2 separate regions of the Homo sapiens genome follow, and region 1 is linked to region 2. Evidence: read pairs that join two places in POLR2A ChIA-PET (ENCODE). Cell type or tissue: PC-9. All regions are shown on one strand. Each heading gives the region's core, and the rest is flanking DNA. Links, peaks and the distances in the headings are about the cores only.

Evidence for each region. Peaks named below come from ENCODE experiments on the same cell type or tissue, not always from the same donor. Only the 100,000 strongest peaks of a DNase experiment are listed, where the experiment ranks them.
Region 1: POLR2A ChIA-PET joins it to region 2 with 8 read pairs; 2 of 35 experiments call an interaction of 5 or more read pairs at or near these places.

The regions. Positions count from the first base shown.
Region 1 is chr11:86,320,014-86,325,396 of GRCh38, forward strand. The region is part of intron 2 of HIKESHI (heat shock protein nuclear import factor hikeshi); the gene reads left to right. It also overlaps the pseudogene RN7SL225P. Among named protein-coding and RNA genes, the nearest start is that of HIKESHI, 20 kb to the left of the region's middle. In PC-9, for the core only: no CTCF peak of the experiment used is centred there; no DNase peak of the experiment used is centred there.
Region 2 is chr11:85,842,610-85,847,992 of GRCh38, forward strand. It overlaps a transcript of SYTL2 not described here. Among named protein-coding and RNA genes, the nearest start is that of CCDC83, 10 kb to the right of the region's middle. In PC-9, for the core only: no CTCF peak of the experiment used is centred there; DNase peaks (open chromatin) are centred at 2,022 and 2,612; H3K4me3 peaks cover 368 bases; H3K27ac peaks cover 2,939 bases.

The DNA of each region.
Region 1 (5,383 bases), core at 85-5,084, 480 kb after region 2:
AGTTGTCATAGGAAAGGCAGGATAAATGCTTCATTCTTTCTCTTTATGTATGAATGTTCAAAAATGAGTTGATTCCCTAGCATCCTTCAAAGGTACTTAAAACAATTTTTTTAAAGAATTATGAAATCATGGATATATGTGTTTAGATATATTTGATTTATATATGATGTATTCTAACTATTGATACACCATCAGAATCCATTGGACCCAATTTTAATTTTTCAGTTTCCTTTTTAAGCAGGCTTTTATCCTTTCTTAAGAAATCTTGTAAAGAACAAAGAGGGCTGGGCATGGTGGCTCACGCCTGTAATCCCAGCACTTTGGGAGGCCGAGGCAGGTGGATCACTTGAGGTCAGGAGTTTGAGACCAGCCTGGCTAACGTGGTGAAACCCTGTCTACTAAAAACACAAAAATTAGCTGGGCGTGCTGGCAGGCGCCTGTAATCCCAGCTACTCGGGAGGCTGAGGCAGGAGAATCGTTTGAACCTGGGAGGTGGAGGTTGGAGTGAGCCAAGATCGTGCCATTGCACTCCAGCCTGGGTGACAACAGTGAAACTCTGTCTCAAAAAGCAAAGCAAAGAAAATTTATTTTTTATTAACAGATTGTGGTAGCTTTATTGATGTATAATTGACACACAGTTAATTGCACATATTTGAAGTGTACAGTTTGATAAATTTTGATATAGCTACACTTGAGAAACTGTCACCACAATCAATGAATGGACCTGTTTCCACCACCTCTTCTCCACTCTAGGCAACTACTGATGTACTTTATGTCACTATAAAATAGTTTGCATTTTCTAGAGTTTTATATAGATGAAGTCATACAGTATGCATTCTTTTTTTTGTCTGGCTTTTTTTACTCAGAATAATTATTTTTACAGTCATTCATGTTATGTCGATCCTTTTGATTGTGGTGTTCATTTTTTTCACTTTTTTTGAGACAGAGTCTCACACTGTTGCTCAGGCTGGAGTGCAATGGTGTGATCTCGGCTCACTGCAACCTCCACCTCCTGGGTTCAAGTGATTCTCCTGCCTCAGCCTCTTGAGTAGCTGGGATTATAGGCGTGCACCACCATGCCTGGCTAATTTTTGTATTTTTAGTAGAGACGAGGTTTCACCATGTTGGCCAGGCTGGTCTTGAACTCCTAACTTTGTGATCCACCCGCCTTGGCCTCCCAAAGTACTGGGATTATAGGTGTTAGCCACTGTGCCTGGCCCGTTTTTTTCACTTTTATATGGTGTTCATTCCTTTTTATTGCTGGGTAGTATTCCATTGTATGGATATGCCACAATTTGTTTAGCTGTTTGCCTGCTGATGGACATTTGGGTTGTTACTAGTTTTTGGCTCATAAAAATAAAACTGCTGTGAACAGTTGTCCGCAAATCTTTGTATGGACCTATGCTTTCATTTCTCTTGGGTTAATATCTAGGAGTAGAATGGCTGCATCATACAGTAATTAAATGTTTTACCTTTTAAGAAATTGTCAAACTACGTTCCAACATGGTTGTTTTGTTTTACATTTTTTTTTTTTGAGACCACGTGTCACTCTGTTGCCCAGGCAGGAGTGCAGTGGCATGATCTCGACTCACTGCAACCTCTGCCTCCCACGTTCAAGTGATTCTCCTGCCTCAGCTTCCTGAGTAGTTGGAATTATAGGCACCCGCCATTATGCCCGGCTGATTTTTGTATTTTTAGTAGAGATGGGGTTTCACCATGTTGGCCAAGCTGGTCTCGAACTCCTGACCTCAGGTGATCTGCCTGCCTCAGCCTCCCAAAGTGTTGGGATTACAGACGCGAGTCTCCACGCCTGGCCTTGTTTTACATTTCAACCAAGAGTGTATGAAAGTTCCAGTTCTTTCATGTTCTGATCAACACTTGGTATGGTCAGTTTTAAGCATTCTAATAGGTGTGTGGTAGTATTCCCTTGTCGTTTTAATTTGCATTTTTCTAATGACCAGTGATATTGAGCAGTTTTCTTTTTTTCTTTTTGAGACCAAGTCTCACTCTGTCACCCAGGCTGGAGTGCAGTGGTGCCATCCCAGCTCACTGCAACCTCCATCCCCAGGTTCAAGCAATTCTCCTGCCTTAGCCTCCTGAGTAGCTGGGATTACAGGTGAGCACCGCCACACCCTGCTGATTTTATATTTTTTTTAGTAGAGAGGGTTTCACCGTGCTGGTCAGGCTGATCTCGAACTCCTGACCTCAAGTGATACACCCACCTCAGCCTCCCAGAGTGCTGGGATTACAGGTGTGAGCCACCATGCCCGGCCTCCGAGCATTTTTTAATGTTCTTATTTGCTATTTATATATCTTCTCTGGTTAATATCCAAATCGTTTACATGTTTTTAATAGGGTTGTTTTCTTAAAGTTGTTTTAAGAGTTCTATATGTGTGTGTGTGTATGTATATATATGTGTATATGTATATGTGTGTGTGTGTGTATATATGTACATGTGTATATATATTCTTGATACAAGTTCCTTATCAGGTATGTGATTTGAAAGTATTTTTTCCCAGTCTGTTGCTGTTCTTTTCTCTAACAGTGTTTTTGTTTTTTCCCATCCCCTCTAGCAGTGTTTTTTGTAGAGAAGTTTTAAATTTTGATGAAGTCTAATTTTTCAGTTTGTTCTTTTCTGGGTTGTGCTTTTGATGTAAGAAATCTTTGCCTAACCCAAGGTTGCAAAGACTTTCTCCTAGAGGTTTTAATAGTTTTAGATTTTACCTTTATAACTGGGATCCAATTTGAATTAAATTTAATATTTATTGCAAGGAATCTGTCAAAAAAATTTTTTTTGGCAAATGGATATTTAGTGGTTCCAACATTGGTTGAAAAGACAAAATCATGAACATATTTTTCTGCATCCATCATCAAGCATGTTCTCTTGATACTCACTTGGGAGCTCTCAACTGCTTATTTTAAAGTAAAATATAGGCTGGGCACGGTAGCTCATGCCTATAATCCTGGCACTTAGGGAGGCCGGGGCAGGTGGATCACTTGAACTCAGGAGTTCAAGACCAGCCTGGGCAACGTAGCAAAACCCATCTCTACAAAAAATTCAAAAATTAGCTGATTGTAGTGGCTCATGCCTCTGGTCCCAGCTATTTGGGAGGCTGAGGCCTCAGGAGGATTGCTTGAGCCCAGGAGGCAGAGGTTACAGTGATCTGCAATCATACCATTGCACTCCAGCCTGGGGGACAGAGTGAGACCCTGTCTTAAAAAAAAAAAGTAAAATATAAATATATGAGTATTTATGTATTGATTTTAAAAGGAAAGAAATAAATGTAAATAGATACTTTTATAGTTTTTTTGACAAACGTGATATCAGTTGGAAAACAGAAAGATTCAGTTGGAAAACATGAAAGATTAAATAAATACTTATATCTATATAATAATCATAAGCAATACAGTAGGAGAAGCAAGCTAATTTGTACCCAGAGTACATTGCATTGATTAAGGTGAAGTTGGTCACCAGCCACTAGACCAGGACACATTGGTTGTTTTTTGAGACATACCAATCAAATTGTCAATTTAATTTCCCCCATCTTTGCCTGTTCTTGCCACAGTTTTGCCAATGTTTTGAATTTGGAATGGGGCACAGTATTTCTTTTTGGTTATTCCCTACAGGAGATGCTTAGGGAACAGTGAAAATGTTCTATCCTTTTTGTACTTTTGGCTGTCTTTTCTCTTGTGACACGTAAGAGATTGGGGAGGCACTTTAGGATCATAAGAACACAGACATTTCCTTATTGTATTATTTCATCCAATCTGGAGAAAGTTCAATAAAAAATGAGTTAATCCAATTACTGTATCTGAAACTTTAATAGTTTCTCAGTGACATATGTTTTCTCTTGTAGAGTTAAACAGTCTAAAACTCAATCCCAGAGTAATACTTGATCCAGTATGGGAAAATGGATTTGTTTTCATTATGATAATACTAGTTCTTTTATTGTCTGCTTTTTATTTTATTTTTACATTTTATTTTTATTTATTTTTTAAGAGATGTGGTCTCACTATGTTGCCCAGGCTGGAGTGCAGTGGCTATATACAGATATGATCCCGCTATTGATCAGCATGAAGTTTTGAACCTGCTCCATTCCGAACTAGGCTGTTTCACCCCTTCTTAGGCAACCTGATGGTCTCTCATTCCTAGGAGGGCACCATATTGCTACCAAACTTAGTGTGGACACCCAACCAGCGTAGTGCACTACAACCTAGAACTCCTGCGCTCAAACAGTACTCCCACCTCAGCCTCCCAAGTAGGTAGGACCGCAGATGCACACCAATATGTTTGGCCCATTGGCTTTTTAAAAAATAAATTGTTTTTCATCATTTCCATTATAACAAGACTATTCATAGTTTTATTCATGAAAACAAATTTTCAGGGCAATATTTGTGATGGTAAAGCAGAATGTTTTATTACAGAAAAATAAAGCAACTTAATATATTTAGAGACTTAGAACATACCAACATTAAACAAATGATAAAATGCTATTAAAATGTTTTGGGTGGTTCTTTACTAGTTGTTTGGAAAACTTTTTGAATGTTTAAACTGTCAGAATTCTTAATTTATATATAAAAGATTAGGCTTAGTATTCATAGTAGGAAATGGTGTATCATTAAAATATAAGAATAGGTGAATTTGTAATAGGTTTATATTTTTCAGCCTTTCAGGTGCCCTTTCAAGCTTGTGGGTTTAAGTTTGATTATATTGGGAAAACCTTGCTAACTAGCACATCAGGGTTAGGGAGAGGCTTGCTAAAGTAACTTCAGGCACTTGATTGAACTGAGAATTTATTAAGTAATAAGTCTAGCATAATTTTATGGGAGCTGGAGGGTAGAGAGTTATTCAAGTGAAACAAATTTCATGTTAAGAAATTTGGGGCCAGGTATGGTGGCTCACGCCTGTAATTTCAGCACTTCGGGAGGTTGAGGTGGATGGATCACTTGAGCCAAGGAGTTCCAGACCAACCTGCGTAACACAGTGAGAATCTGCCTCTACAAAAAATAAAAAACTTAGCCAGGCATGGTGGTACGTGCCTATAGTCCCACTACTTGGGAGGCTGAAGTGGAAGGATCACTTGAGCCTAGGAGGATGAAGCTGCAGTGAGCCAAGATCGCACCACTCTTCTCCAGCCTGGATGACAGAGTGAGACCCTGTCTCAAAAAAAAAGGAAAAAAAAAAGAGAAAAATTTTGGCAGTGCTTATGATTCTGTACTGAATGATGTGATGTGAACAGATTTCTTAACTTCACACAGAACAGTTTTTGTTGGAGAGGTCAAGAGAGCTCTGTTGGGAGAACTACATGTACTTGTAGGGTGTCTTAAAGCCAGTTACTGTGAGTTTTGTTTTGCTTGAGGGATGATTCTTTGTGACTCCTGG
Region 2 (5,383 bases), core at 87-5,086:
CCCCCATATAAGGGTGTTTTTGGGGGAACCCAACTGGAGCATATAACAAGGGGACCTGACCTAGACCTGGGTGGGCCTGGATCTTGGAGGGCCTTATCAGCCATGTCAGAAACTCTTTCCTAAGAGATCTGTGGAAAGTCATTTATGGTCTTAAACAAGGGAATGGGTCTGTGGAAGAATGCGAAGACAGGAATGAATTCAGGATAGCTGGGTAGGAAGCCATCTCATCAGTCAACTCAGGAAAGATTGGGACCTGTACTAGGGAGGAGGCAGTGAAGAGAGAGCCTACCATAGTGCCTAGCTCATAGTAGCTGCTCAACAAATATCATCCAAAATACTTTTGGATGAAAATTAATGACTCGGTTAAATCTACTGTAGAATGTGTTCAGTTCCAGCTGTGGCCAATGGAATCTGTCAATAGACTGCTGAAACTTGAAGCTTGTTTAGATCTGGAGGTGAGGAAAATTAAAGAGTCTAAAATGGGCCAGGCATGGTGGCTCATGCCTATAATCCCAGCACTTTGGGAGGCCGAGGCGGGCAGATCACTCGAGGTCTGGAGTTCAAGACCAGCCTGGCCAACATGGTGAAACCCTGTCTGTAATAAAAACACAAATTGGGTGTGCTGACACACTCTTGAAATCCCAGTTACTTGGGAGGCTGAGGCAGAAGAATTACTCGAACCTGGGAGGCAGAGGTTGCAGTGAGCCAAGATCATGCCACTGCACTCCAGCCTGGGTGACAGAGCAAGATTCTGTCTCAAAAATAAAAATAAAATAAAAAATAACAGTCTAGAATGACTCCTAATCTTCAGGTTTGAAAAGCTAAGTGGAGGCTGGTGTCATTTACTAAATACGGAACATAGCCTTGAGGAGGAGGGGCAAATTGGAGGGGGTGGAAGATAATGAGTTTGGGGCATGGTGCGACTGTGAGCCATCTAACTGATGCTGAGTGTGTGTGTGCAGGCTTGGAGCTGGGTCCAAGATGCATATTTGGGTCCCATCAAATTTAGACACTAACTAGGTGGAGAAAGCCCTCTCTGGTTACATGGGAAATGTGACACAGAAAAGTTTCACATTCTCCTACTTTCCAGCATTCTCACATAACAGTTAAAAGGCTACAAGGAAGAATTAACATTTATTGAGAACCTACTATGTGCCAGGAATTGTACCCAGTAATCTTCAGAACAGCCCTGAGAAGTATGCAATATTATGTCCATTTTATAGATAAGGAAATTGAGACACAGAAAGGTAGAGTAACTCATCCAAGGTCACACAACTAGTAAGCAGCTTCAGAACCCTGAACTGACCCCAAGTTCATGTTCTTAAACAAAATAAGCATCAACAAAGTGTGGTTACAGAAAGTATATCTCTCAGTCTCACCAGATGCCTCAGTGGGTAGTTCCCAAAGTCAGGGGCATTCGATAGAAGAAGGATTTTTCAATTTCAGGGTCAAAGAATATTCTTCTCTGCAATACCCCTTTCAACTGTTGATGGCTTCACTTGGACAGCCTCCTCTCCAAGCAGTCCCCCTGTTGGTGACTCTATCGTGTAAGCCCTAGCTGAAGCCTCTCAATTTCTGTCTCAGTAAATTTGCCTTTTGTAGACATTTCATTTACATAGAATAAGAAAGTGGTCTTCTGGCAGTGGGTGTTCTTAGCTAGTGTGCTGTATAAAGGGTAAAATAGTATGTCCTCAAAACCATATGAAGCGTGTAGGGAGTAATTCACAACCTTATTATTCCCTTATTTAAAAATGGAGCACAGTACCTTGGGTTTGCTAATATTGGTACATATTCCTGAAAATGTCATTTTATTTTCCTTTCCATAAACACAGTTCTTAAAATATGGAAGTTAGAATGTATACTGCCTCATTCTCCAGATGTGAGGTAGTGTTACTCCACATATTCTCTGGTGGTGTGGTAATAGTAGTTTCATAGACTACTTCCTGGTGTGGAGGTGGGCATCTCACCTGAGTCATAGAAGACTTCAGAGATTAGGCAAGCTGATAACTTGAGCCAAAGAGATGAGGTCATTCTTTTTGCCAGTCACTGCAATCTTGCAAAGGGCAGAGCCTGAGACAAGCTCCTTGGACCAGAAACTGGAACCAAGTGAGTGACCCTTAGGCAAAAGAAAGATTGAAACTGTGGTCAGTGGAACTCATTCTGGAACCTGACCCTGTCCTGCCTGTTCCCAGCCTCCTCTACACTTGCCAGAGTGAACTTCTGTCATCATCACAGAGCCTGTAATCTTCTGTATGGCTCAGAGGACCCGCCATGATTTGTCCCTACTTGCTTCTCCAGCCTCCTGTCTCACTTCTCTCCTATCCCTGGGAGCCTATTATCCAACCATGGTAATCTCTTCTGCTCCATTAGAAACTCATCATTTTCGTTTTTACCTCTAGGGCTTTGTGTTTGCAATGCCCTCTGTCCCAGGCCCTCCCACTCAATGTTCCAGTCTTCCTGCACATTGTCAAGTTCCTGCTCATTGTCAAGTTTTAATTTAGATCTCAATTCCTCTGGAAAATTTTCCCTGACTCTCAAGACTGGATTAGGTTTTCCACAGCACCTTGCTTTTACCCCTTTTCTGGAAAGTATCCAACTGTTTTATAATTGCAGAATAACTTGATTGCTCATCACTTCCCCTAAAATGAGAACTCCTTCAGGCAGAGATAGAATCTGTCCAACATCTGACCTCATGAGTTACAACAAGCTACAACTGCCCAATGAAGTTGCTCCCAAATTCCTGATCCACAGAAACTGGGAGATAATAAATGATTATTATTGTCTTGAATTGCTAAATTTTGGAGTAATTTGTTGTGCAATAATAGACAACTAATACACTAACAAAACTAATTAGTTTAAAACAACAACCTGGGCTGGGTGCAGTGGCTCATGCCTGTAATCCCAACACTTTGGGAGACTGAGGCGGGAGGATCACTTGAGCCTAGGAGTTCAAGGTGAGCCTGGGCAACACAGAGAGACCTGGTCTCTACAAAAAAAAATTAAAAATAAATAAAATAGGCCAGGCGTGGTGGCTCACACCTGTAATCCCAGCACTTTGGGAGGCCGAGGTGGGCGGATCACGAGGTCAGGAGATCGAGACCATCCTGGCTAGCACAGTGAAACCTGGTCTCTACTAATACACACACACACACAAAAATTAGCCGGGCATGGTGGCAGGCACCTGTAGTCCCAGCTACTTGGGAGGCTGAGGCAGGAGAATGGCGTGAACCTGGGAGGTGGAGCTTGCAGTGAGCCAAGATCGTGCCACTGCACTCAGCCTGGGCAACAGAGCAAGACTCTGTCTCAAAAAAAAATAATAATAAAATAAATAAATAACATAAAACCACCACCACTTTATTACAGCTCACAGATCCTGTAGGTTAGTAATTGGTGATCTCTCGCTCCTGTGGCTTCAACTGAGATTAACTCAGCTATACTTAGAGGATGGATGGGCCAGCTGGGACAGTCCAAGATGACTTTGTTCACATGTCTGGCACTTTGTGGGTTATAAGGTGGGGTCAGCTAGAATGGTGGACCACAGTACCTATACTCAGCCTCTCCAGCATGGTTGTCTCATAGGAGATAGACTTCTTACATGGCAGCTGGCTTCCTCTAGAGCAAGTATCCCAAAAGAACCATGGGGAAGCTGCATGACTTTTTATAACCTAGCCTCAGAAGTAACACAGAGTCATTTCCATACTCTCTTGCTTACAGTAGTCATAAGACCACCAGATTCAAGGAGAGGGAACAGAGATGCCACCTCTTGAAGAGAGGAGTGTTAAAGAATATGAAACCTTTATTTATTTTGTTGTTGTTTCATTTCGTTTTGTTTTTTTGAGACAGAGTTTTGCTCTTGTTACCCAGGCTGGAGTACAATGGTGCAAATTCAGCTCACTGTACCCTCTGCTTCCAGGTCCAAGCGATTCTCCTGCCTCAACTTCCCAAGTAGCTGGGATTACAGGTGTGCACCACCACACCCAGCTAATTTTGAATTTTTAGTAGAGATGCAGTTTCACCATGTTGGTCAGGCTGGTCTCAAACTCCTGACCTTAGGTGATCCACGCACCTCAGCCTCCCAAAGTGCTGGGATTACAGAGGTGAGTCACCACGCCCAGGTTGAAACTATTTTTTTTTTTTTTTTTGAGATGGAGTCTCGCTGTCGCCCAGGCTGGAGTGTGCAGTGGCACAGTCTCGCCTCACTGCAACCTCCGCCTCTCGGGTTCAAGCGATTCTCCTACCTCAGCCTCCCAAGTAGCTGGGATTTACAGGCATGCACCACCACACCCAGCTAATTTTGTATTTTCAGTAGAGATGGGGTGTCACTATGTTGGTCAGGCTGGTCTCAAACTCCTGACCTCAGGTGATCCACCTGCCTCGGCCTCCCGAAGCGCTGAGATTACAGGCATGAGCCACCGTGCCCAGCCTGAAACCATTTTAAAAAAATTAACTTTGTTAAAGTACAATTTATATACAATAAAATGTACCCATTTTAAATATATAGTTCAATGGGTTTTAACAAATCTATACACCCTTGTAACCACCACCACAATCAAGATACAGAGCATTTCCTTTATTCCGGCAAGTACTCTCCTGCCCCCTTGCAGTCAATCCCACACCCCAGCCCCTGAGCTCAGGGCCATCACTGATCTGCTTCCAGGCTTTTCTAGAATTTCATATGATACAGCATATAGTTTTCACACTTGGCTTCTTCACTTAGCTCAATTCTTTTGAGACCCATCCAGGTTGTTGCATGTATCAATAGTTATTCCCCCCACCCTTTTTTTTTTCATTCCTAAGTGCTGGCAACATTCCTTTTTTTATTAAGTAGTATTACAAGCAGCTATGAACATTCATTTTCATTTGTCTTGAATAAATATCTAAGAGTGGGTTTGCTGGGTCATACAGTATATGTGTTTAACCTTATAAGAGACTGCTAAACTGTTTTCCAAAATGGTTGCACAATTTTGTTTTTCCATCAGGAATATATGAAAGTTCCAGTTACTCCACATCCTTGCCAACACATGGTATTGTCAGTCTTTTAGGGTTAGCCATTCCAGTAGGTGTGTAGTAGTATCTCACTGTGGTTTCAATTTGCATTTGCCTGATAACTAATGATATTGAGCATCTTTTCATGTGCCAATTGGCCATGAATATATCTATTTTTTGGAGCATCTATTCAAATCTTTTGGCATTTGTAATTAGTTGGTTTTTTTCCTATTGAGCTTGAGGAATTATTTATAAATTCTAGATCCCAGTCTTCTGGCAGGTATATGTATTGCAAACGTTTTCTTCCAGACTGTGGCTTGCCTTTTCATCTTCTTAAAACTAAAGAACAGCCTGGGCATGGTGGCTCACACCTATGATCCCAGCACTTTGGGAGGCT